2 separate regions of the Homo sapiens genome follow, and region 2 is linked to region 1. Evidence: chromatin contacts called from ENCODE Hi-C or POLR2A ChIA-PET data. All regions are on one chromosome and are shown on one strand. The core of a region is the stretch at or near the end of the contact, and the rest is flanking DNA. Distances in the headings are between cores, read along the strand shown. Region 1 overlaps MTCL1 (microtubule crosslinking factor 1). Region 2 has its middle 130 kb from the start of GACAT2.

Region 1 (4,471 bases), core at 811-3,310:
AAAAAAATCCCCCAACATGGACAAAATATTTCAAGTTCTCTTTGGCCCACTTGAAACATAATGCTCCCAAATAAAAGTATTTGATGACACTTTGAAAAAAATTAATGTATAAAGAGAGGTGAGACTTCAGTGTTATTAAGTAGCTGTTATTGTTGCCAGAGACCACAGAAATAGACTCTACTTAATAAAGCAAAAGATGCTACTAATAACATCCAAACTGCTTGCATTTTTATACCAAAATGGCAGTGACGGAGGATTTGGAGTAAGGAGCTCCAGAGCAGGACCCTGTGTTAACGCTGTCTCGCTCTCAGGCTTCTGAGTCCCCTCTAACCCAACTTTATTATGTATTAATAATAATAAAGCTGCTCAGGGGGCTCCTGGAGTACAGCTGGATGCCCCTGCCCTAGGAAGCCTGCGTTCAGGGCTGAGGGCGCAGGGGCAGGTGGCCACGGGGATGCGGCAGTCATATGGGCGCGGCTCTAGCCTCTCAGCCACAGACACTCTGGGGCACTCCCTCTGCACTGGACGCCACAACTGCTGCTCCTCCCTGGCCCAGGCTCCCGAAGCCCAGAGCCTCTGGGAGCTCTAATGGGAGCACGCTGTCGCCAGAGCCCTGGCTCAGATCCAGATGAGGACAGGCGGCAACCTTCTGAGTGCAGGCTGAGGGGAATTTGGGTTCCCCCTGCTCCCTCTCTGTACAATCAGATTTTCACACCTAAACAGCTGTTTCCTATGTACACCTGTCCCCACTTCATTCTCCCTGAATAACATGACTCAAGGAGGAGATGATACTTGCAAAGGAACTTTTATTCACAGCCATCAGAAAGTATGCCATTATGCCAGTGTCCATGGGGAGAATTTAGGTCATGGAATGAGTTTTCCAGCAATAATCTAGTTAGAAATGAAAATGCTACTTTGCAAATAATGCTTTACAATCTACTAATTTTACTTTTTGAAAAGAAATGTTGTCATTCAATCCCATAAAGCATCTGTGCTTACCTCCCATAATATTGCCACTGATGGCCACTGTTCCCACCTCGCCACAAACCTGCTGCGTCTAAGAAAACGTGTTTCCCACGCATTCACGCAGATGCTCTGGACAAGGAGAAAACCTCGCACATCTGGTTTTCTAAACAACAGTCATAGAAAATGTTACTGTCAGGGTGGAAAATAACGTGAAGTCACTCAGCTGGAACCTTACATTCAGCATATTTTATTGTCATTTCCCTTTGCCTCCTGCTTCTTCCAACACTAGTTTTTAGCGATTACCCACGAAAGTGGAGATGGACCCGTGAGCTTCCACTGCGGGCCATGTGTGATAGAAGCACGTGGCGGGGTGGGGTCCAGACACTCAGACCCAGGTCTGCCAAGTGGGCCAGTGTTCACAGTAGTGAGTAAGGAGCTCACTAACGCATGCACAACCCTCTGTCTGTCCAAGGACGGAAGATGGACGAGCTCTACTGTAACGACAGCTGGTTCTCTGGGAGGGAACATTCCCGGTTAGAGGATTTGCCTCTCTGTGACTGGCATGAGTATTAGCCAGGCAGCTGGGATGCAAGAGCCAGGGTACGTGTCTCACAGAGCTGCACAGAGCCGGGCCGTTCCCGAAACGCCGAGCACCTCGCAAGGCGATTAGTAGCATGGGAAACCTAGCCAAGCCGTTTTCCCAAGGACAAGTTCTCAGTCACAGTATTCCTCAGGCCTTGGTCTTTGCTTTGTGACATATGGAACGTTCTCACAATTGAACTCAAGTAGATGGCAACATTTATCACGTCCACAGAGGTTTAAAAAAAACTGCATATACCGATCAACCTTGGGATGGCTCATAACAAATCATCAGGTTGGCAAACATTTGGCTCCGCAGACATTCCCTGTTTCCCTGTCTTCAGCCACGTGAGCTCGCAGTCATGACCTGGGCGCTTTAGAGCCACAGTGAATGCTTTCAGTTTCCCCAGCCATCCTGAAGAGCAGAGGCTGCGCACACGCAAGAGGGAATCTTACAGTTTTCCTTGAGCTCCAAGACTCACGCCACTGCGTTAAGCATTTGAGGCCAGCATTCCTAAGGCTGTTTATGCATTTCATGCTGATTAGTAATTCCTGGAATCCAGCTACTTCACACAAGGTGATTAATGGTGTGGGAATGATGGCCCTGGGGTGCCAACAGCTTGTTTTCCCTACTTGGATTAACTGATTTGAAAAGAAGTTACTTTTTCATTCAGGGATGTGACCTAATTATCATTTAGTAAAACAACTAAGTAAAAAAAAAAAAAAGTGTGAAGAACTTAATATAAAATTCATAGCAAGAGCTGAAGGAATTGTGTTTCATATTTAAGTCTTCACCTGCTACAGGCCACTGAAGAGCCTCATCCAGTCCAGCCTCAGGACTGAGTAGACTCCACTTCCCTGGACCTCTGCTCCTTGTCGGGGCTTCTGTGCTGCGTTAGGGCCTTCGGGGGCTGCCTGAGAAGTCAGCCTTTCTCCTGCAGACAGAGAGCCCTTGGCTCCCTGGGCTTCCGGGGCTGTGGCTCTCCCAGGCCCCAGCAGTCTTCCTTTCTGGCCATGCAGGCTGCCCACCTTTGCTTGCCCAAGATGAAAAACTTCCAGAAAGAGCACCCTTGCCAGAGGAGGCCTCACATCAGAACTGTGATCTGCCTGACTTTTTTTTTTTTTTTAATTAGAAAGTTATCTTGAGCCTAGATGGTATTTACATTTCAATTTTGTACGTCATACCGTGATTCATTCTTCAGTTTATCCTGCAACTGGGAGGCCTCCCCTATAAGGCGTGCTACTCTTTCTGTAAGAGGAACCAGACCAGAGCTTAGGATCTGAAGCGTTTTATCTTTGCCGTGTACTTGTGGTGGCAGTTGTTCTGTCACTCTTTAAGTAGCCCCTGCGTGAGGTAAAAATTCACATGTGCAGATGGGTGCTTGATGAAAGGACTCTCCTTGCCCCATCCTACCTCCCAGAGTTAACCATGGCCTGCAGTTTGCCACAGGCCTTCCAAAGTGCGTAACTAAGCCTGGGACCTCACAAATAAGTCTCTTCCCTAATGGCCACCTGATTTTCATCAGACTTGCCCTGGTTTCCTAAGCCTTTGGGCTGATAACTGTGTTTACAGCTTGTTAAATATGTGCCTCATTTATTCTTTCCCGGATCCACATTCATTCTTGGGAAGCTCTCAGTGGCATTTGTGGAGACCACAGCCCAGAGCCCTCCTGGACAGGATCACCGGGCAGACTCTTGGCCAGAGGGCAGAGGACTTCTGTGTGTAAATGACTCTAATTCCCATGATATTAATAGATTATATTTTCAGGGTCTGTCTTGAGTGGCCCATTCTCTGTAGGGGATAATGGTTTTTAGAAAAGAACTTTTCTGGATGTAACAATGAAGGTTACATTGAGGAGAACGACAAATGGCTCATTTATAAAAATGCTGCTGGCTGTGTGAATGTATCAATTCTAGCTAATCTCACAGTAAAGAATTTGTCCAGGGACTCCTGCTGGTGGAGGAGTTGCCTGTGTTGAATGCTAAGTGAGGTCTCAAAAAGGAGCTGTGCGTGCCTTGTGGGGGTCTGGGCAGCTACCACATCATTCTGGAATTCTCCTGCCTCTGTCAAGGAGCCTGAATAAACGTGGATGCTATCACCTCTATTTTGTGACTGGCGTTTTGTGGGTTAACCCATAGCAGCAGGTCAATATGTCTGTTCCAGCTTTAGATTAATCCTATCTCCAAAGTTAGTGGCTGTGATGCAAGCAAAGTAGTCGGTGGTGGTTTAGCTCTTTTGTGGAGCTGTGATTTCACCTGCTGAAATCTTAGAAATCTTAGGCAAGAACAATTTTGAAAATTAGCCAGCATTGCATCACAGATACCTTGATACGTTACCTTATCTACAAACTTCCATTTCACTTTCTATTAGTAATACTTATAAATAGACTTGGATATTAGACTTGGATAGACAGACTTGGATAGCAGTCTGATGGACCAAAGACCAATTCTGAACCTGTTAAAAAGTTTGACATATTATAGCACATTGTAAGTCTCACTCAAGAGAGCTGAGCTAGGTGAGGCTGTAATGCCCTTAGGTGGAGGAGAGGGAAATAAGTGGAAGCTTTTTATCCTGCTGCTTTGCTAGAAAATCAGCCAGCTGATCTCTGAATGAAAAGCCAGATTTTTGAGTTGAAACTGACCTACACTCACCAGATGTACAAGCTAAAAGGTTGCACGGCTAGACCCCGGCACAAGAGGTTCAGAAAGCCTGTTGTCCAAGAAGACTTGCATCATAAAGACATCTCAATGGAACCGAGTCTTAATTTGATTCTTGACTTGATTTGGGTCATCTTTTTACCCAAAAGGTAACCCAGCAAGGGGTACCACCAGGGGAAGAAAATAAGAGCAGTTAACTTTTAGGTATTCTCTCAGGATGACTCACTATCATTAATTTCCCTTGATAGGGGAAATTGAATTAGCTTCA
Region 2 (4,471 bases), core at 889-3,388, 35 kb after region 1:
TTCATAGCAGCATTATTCATAATAGCCAAAAGGTGGAAACACTTCAGTTGTCCATTGACAGATGAATGGATCAACAAAATGTGGTATATACATATAAAGGGATACTATTCAGCCCTAAAAAAGGTAAATTCTGACGTACTACAACATGGATGAACCTTGAGGACATTATTCTAAGTGAAATAAGCCAACCACAAAATGGCAATTATTGTTTGGTTCCATGTATCTCGTTTATATATCAAGAGTAGTCAGAGTCAAAGAGAGAAAGGAAAACAGTGGTTATCAAGGGTTGAGGAGGGAATGGGGAATTGGTGTGTAATGGGTACACAGTGTCAGTTCAGGATGATGAAAGAGTCCTGGAAATGGGCAGTGGTGATGGTGCACAGTGAATATACTTGATGCCACTGAGTTGTACACTTAAAAATGGTTAAAATGATAAATGGCCTATAGATTTTACCACAATAAAAACTTTTTTTTTTTTTTGAGGTGGAGTCTCACTCTGTTGCCCAGGCTGGAGTGCAGTGGCGCCATCTCGGCTCACTGCAAGCTCCGCCTCCCGGGTTCACGCCATTCTCCTGCCTCAGCCTCCCGAGTAGCTGGGACTACAGGCGCCAGCCACCACGCCCAGCTAATTTTTTGTATTTTTTTTTTTTTAGTAGAGACGGGGTTTCACTCTGTTAGCCAGGATAGTCTTGATCTCCTGACCTCGTGATCCACCTGCCTCCGCCTCCCAAAGTGCTGGGATTACAGGCGTGAGCCACCATGCCCAGCTTAAAAACTTTTTTTTGAGATGGAGTTTCGTTCTTGTTGCCCCAACTGGAGTGCAATGGCGTGATCTCAGTTCACCACAACCTCCGCCTTCTGGGTTCAAGAGATTCTCCTGCCTCAGCCTCCCAAGTAGCTGGGATTACAGGCATGTGCCACCACGCCCAGCTAATTTTGTATTTTTAGTAGAGATGGGGTTTCTCCATGTTGGTCAGGCTGGTCTCGAACTCCCGACCTCAGAGGATCTGTCTGCCTCGGCCTCCCAAAGTGCGGGGATTACAGGCATAAGCCACCGTGCCTGGCCAATAAAAACTTCCAATAAATGCAAAATATAAATATTTCACTTTATCACTCTAGATATACCTGCAAACAAACAATCAGCAGGTCAGTAAATATTCATTGCCTATTCTGTGCAGATTGCAAATGCTGAGAGGTACATTGGTATTCCTTCAATTGGAAGCAACCAGCCACCAACAAGAAGGGAAGTTGTGGCTGTCACGACTGAGAGCCTCAAACCGTGCCATCAGGACTTTGCTCAGTCTCCTAACTCTGTCTACTCTGTATGGCTTTATACTCAGACAAGCATCACAAAAATTGGCAACAATGGTCCCTAGCTGCTGCTATTAGTTTAGCAACTCCTAGAGAAAGGGGATCTCTTACCAGGAGCTCCAGTGAAAGCCCAGGACCGATGATTCTCATTTGGTAGGGATTAAGTCTCATGTCTGGCTCTGAGCCAATCGTGGTGACGGGAAGACCCAGCAAAGGAAAAGCAGGGTACGATTAGAATAGAGGGCGTCAGAAAGGCAGTAAAGGCGTATACCACTGTGGGACACCCCAAAATTGCAAGGAAAAAGCTCTGAGCACCACAGAACTTGCCAACTGGTTGGAAGAGATAACATTCCCAGGCACAATAACAATAAAATGAAAAATGGTGTGGTAGAAATTCTAAGTACAGTAGGGCTTGAGTTAGGCTTGGCAGTACGGGAAGCATTCCAATGTGCAGGAGGAGAAGCAAGTGGGAGGTGGGAGGAGCAGAGGTGTGAGGGGCAGTAATAGACACAGGTCGCATTGGGCAGTGATGCAGAAACCAGGCTGGGAGCAGAACTTTCATCAAAAAAGCCACATCTGGCAGCACCAGTGCCTTGAAAAGCCGTCTGGGAACTTCTTCTCACATCTTATTTTCTAAAAGTTGGACATGTGTATTCTTAAGTCTAGGGTGGAAGCACTCCAACTGTTAAAGGCCAGGCAAGACAGTAGGATGAAATCATTTTCCACACCACTGTCCAGATGAATGCCAAGGCTGCTATGTGGGTCACACATGGTGTGAAAGGGGAGCAGCTGCCTGAAGGGAATGGCTTCATGAGCTGCCATGAATGTGCCAGTTGCTTTTATGCCCTAAAGAAAGCAGCAGAAGATTCCTCAAACATAGCCACAGACCACACGTCAGGCGTGCCCTGCCTCCTGGGTAACAGCCAGCACCACCAGCCCAGAGACATTTCTTGTCCAACTGCAGCCAAATTGGGCAATAGTGGCCACATTTCACCCTCTCTTCTTATCAGGAGGTAACATGTCAGCGTTTTCAGTATTATGCATCTATTTTTTATATCTGTGTACATCGTAATTCTATTTCTTAAACACATTTGCTTCAACCTTTTTTCCTGTAGAATGGCCTGTAATTCTTATGTAATACATTTGTTTCACCCTTTTTGTTCCTATACAATGAATGTAATGTTTACAAACTCCTTATTTTTTAAATTTAATTTGTTTTTAATTGTATATATTTAAGGTGTACATGATGTTTTGATATGCATATACAGAGTAAAATGACTACTATAGTCAAGGCAATTAACATATTAACATCTCACATAGCTATGGCAAGAGCACCTAAAATTTACTCTTTTAGCAAAAATCCCAAATACAATATTATTAGCTATAGTCCTTATGTTGTACATTAGATCTCTGCACTTTATTAAGCATGATAGAGTTATGCTTATTTATTTTGTTTAAAAAGCAACTAAGAAGTACAACTACCATTTTCTATTTTCCAGTTCACTGTTTTAAACTGTGGTAAAATACCCGTAACATTTATCATTCTTGCCATTTCAAAGTGTACAATTCAGTGGCATTTAGTATATTCACAATGTTGTGCAGTCACTACCACTATCTACTTACAGAATATTGTCATCACCTGAAAGGAAACCCCATATGCATTAAGCAGTCACTGCACCCAGCCCCTGGCACCCACTCATCTAATTCTGTCTCCATGGATTTGCCTATTCAGGATAGTTCATGTAAATGGAATCATGTATCATGTGGCTTTTTGTGTCTGGCTTCTTTCAATTAGCATAAAGTTTTGTTTTTTGTTTTTTGTTTTTGAGTTGGAGTCTCACTATGTTGCCCAGGCTGGAGTGCAGTGGTGCGATCTTGGCTCACTGCAACCTCTGCCCTCTGAGTTCAAGCGGTTCCCCTGCCTCAGCCTCCTGAGTAGCTGGGATTACAGGTGCCTGCCACCACGCCCAGCTAATTTTTTGTATTTTTAGTAGAGACGGGGTTTCACCATCTTGGCCAGGCTGGTCTTGAACTCCTGACCTCGTGATCCACCCGCCTTGGCCTCCGAAAGTGCTGGGATTAAGGCGTGAGCCACTGTGCCCAGCCTCAGTTAGCATAAAGTTATCAAGGTTCATCTGACACAGGATTTTTCTCAGCCACTTTGCCAACCAGGGACCTCCATGGCCAGAGATGCCCCCCTGCTGCCCGTGTCTCATTCAACCCCGGGCCTGCCACTGGAGGTACCCCACCCACTAAGCCCACCTGTGTTATAGCTTATACCCATGTTTGGCAGTTCCTGAACTCTTGTCCCACATCCAAGAAGAATAAAGATACACTGACAATTTGAAGGGTAAGGAGGGCAGAGAATAATTTTATTGAGTGATGGAACAGCTCTCAGCAGAGAGGGGCCATGGGGGTGGTCCTCCACCTCCATGGTTAGGTGGTTCCTCTCTCAGTGTGGCTGGGTCTGGGACTTTTATGGGCTCAGAATAGGGAGTGTGTGCTGACTGGTTTGTGAGTATGCAAAAAATATCAAAATGAAGACACTGCTCAAAGGTGGGCATGACAGTGTAGAAAACCAATTAGGAAAGGGTAGGTATATGTAAAATAGGTGAAAGGTGGGGATCAATCAAAGGAAAGCACACCAAATGGGAAGACAGGTTCTCAATCCGGTTCATGGATTTGACTTTTAGCTTGACTTTCAGGCTTTAACTGTCTTTGGCTTGGAGGTGGGATTTCACCAGGGACCTGCCCCATCTGCCTAGGCATTTGCCTGCCTCCTGCCATTATCACATCCATGTTGTAACATGTATCATTCATTCCATAAGGCTGCATAATATTCCACTGTGTAGATATATCACATTTTATTTATCCATTCATTGGTAATGGTATGTGTCTATCTGTAAAACAAAACCTTTGATTACCTTGTTTTATTTATTTTTAGAGACAGTCTCACCCTGTCACACAGGCTGGAGTCCAGTGGCACCATCACAGCTCTCAGGCTCAAGCAACACACCGCCACAACAAACTAACTTTAAAGAAAAATGTATTGTGTGGGCAGGGGTGGTAGAGGAGGAAGGTTGTTTCAGCGGGGGGAGGGTGTCTCGCTATGTTGCCCAGGCTCCTCTCCTACCTTGGCCTCCCAAAGGATTGGGATTAC

Evidence for each region. Hi-C counts contacts between places; a loop is a spot of excess contacts on that map. ChIA-PET counts read pairs that join two places held with the same protein, here RNA polymerase II (POLR2A). Pooled maps may share reads with other maps.
Region 2: a loop to region 1 is called in a map of DLD1, with 10 times the contacts of the local background. The contact joins two enhancer-like sites. A Hi-C loop is called at or near these places in 4 of 168 maps with a recorded cell type or tissue (DLD1, PC-9, Right ventricle myocardium superior and 1 more), 1 of 37 single-sample maps with no recorded cell type and 1 of 50 pooled maps. POLR2A ChIA-PET finds 5 or more read pairs at or near these places in 7 of 52 experiments (A673, AG04450, HEK293 and 4 more).

Annotation. Positions count from the first base shown.
Region 1 is chr18:8,798,656-8,803,126 of GRCh38, forward strand. All of the region lies in intron 9 of MTCL1 (microtubule crosslinking factor 1), which reads left to right. Among named protein-coding and RNA genes, the nearest start is that of GACAT2, 93 kb to the left of the region's middle. RefSeq lists an enhancer at 1,523-2,722. Within about 2 kb of position 2,061, at least 15 of the 41 ENCODE cell types and tissues checked have a DNase peak (open chromatin) inside an H3K27ac peak, as active enhancers do.
Region 2 is chr18:8,833,578-8,838,048 of GRCh38, forward strand. No RefSeq gene overlaps it. Among named protein-coding and RNA genes, the nearest start is that of GACAT2, 130 kb to the left of the region's middle. Within about 2 kb of position 2,139, at least 2 of the 41 ENCODE cell types and tissues checked have a DNase peak (open chromatin) inside an H3K27ac peak, as active enhancers do.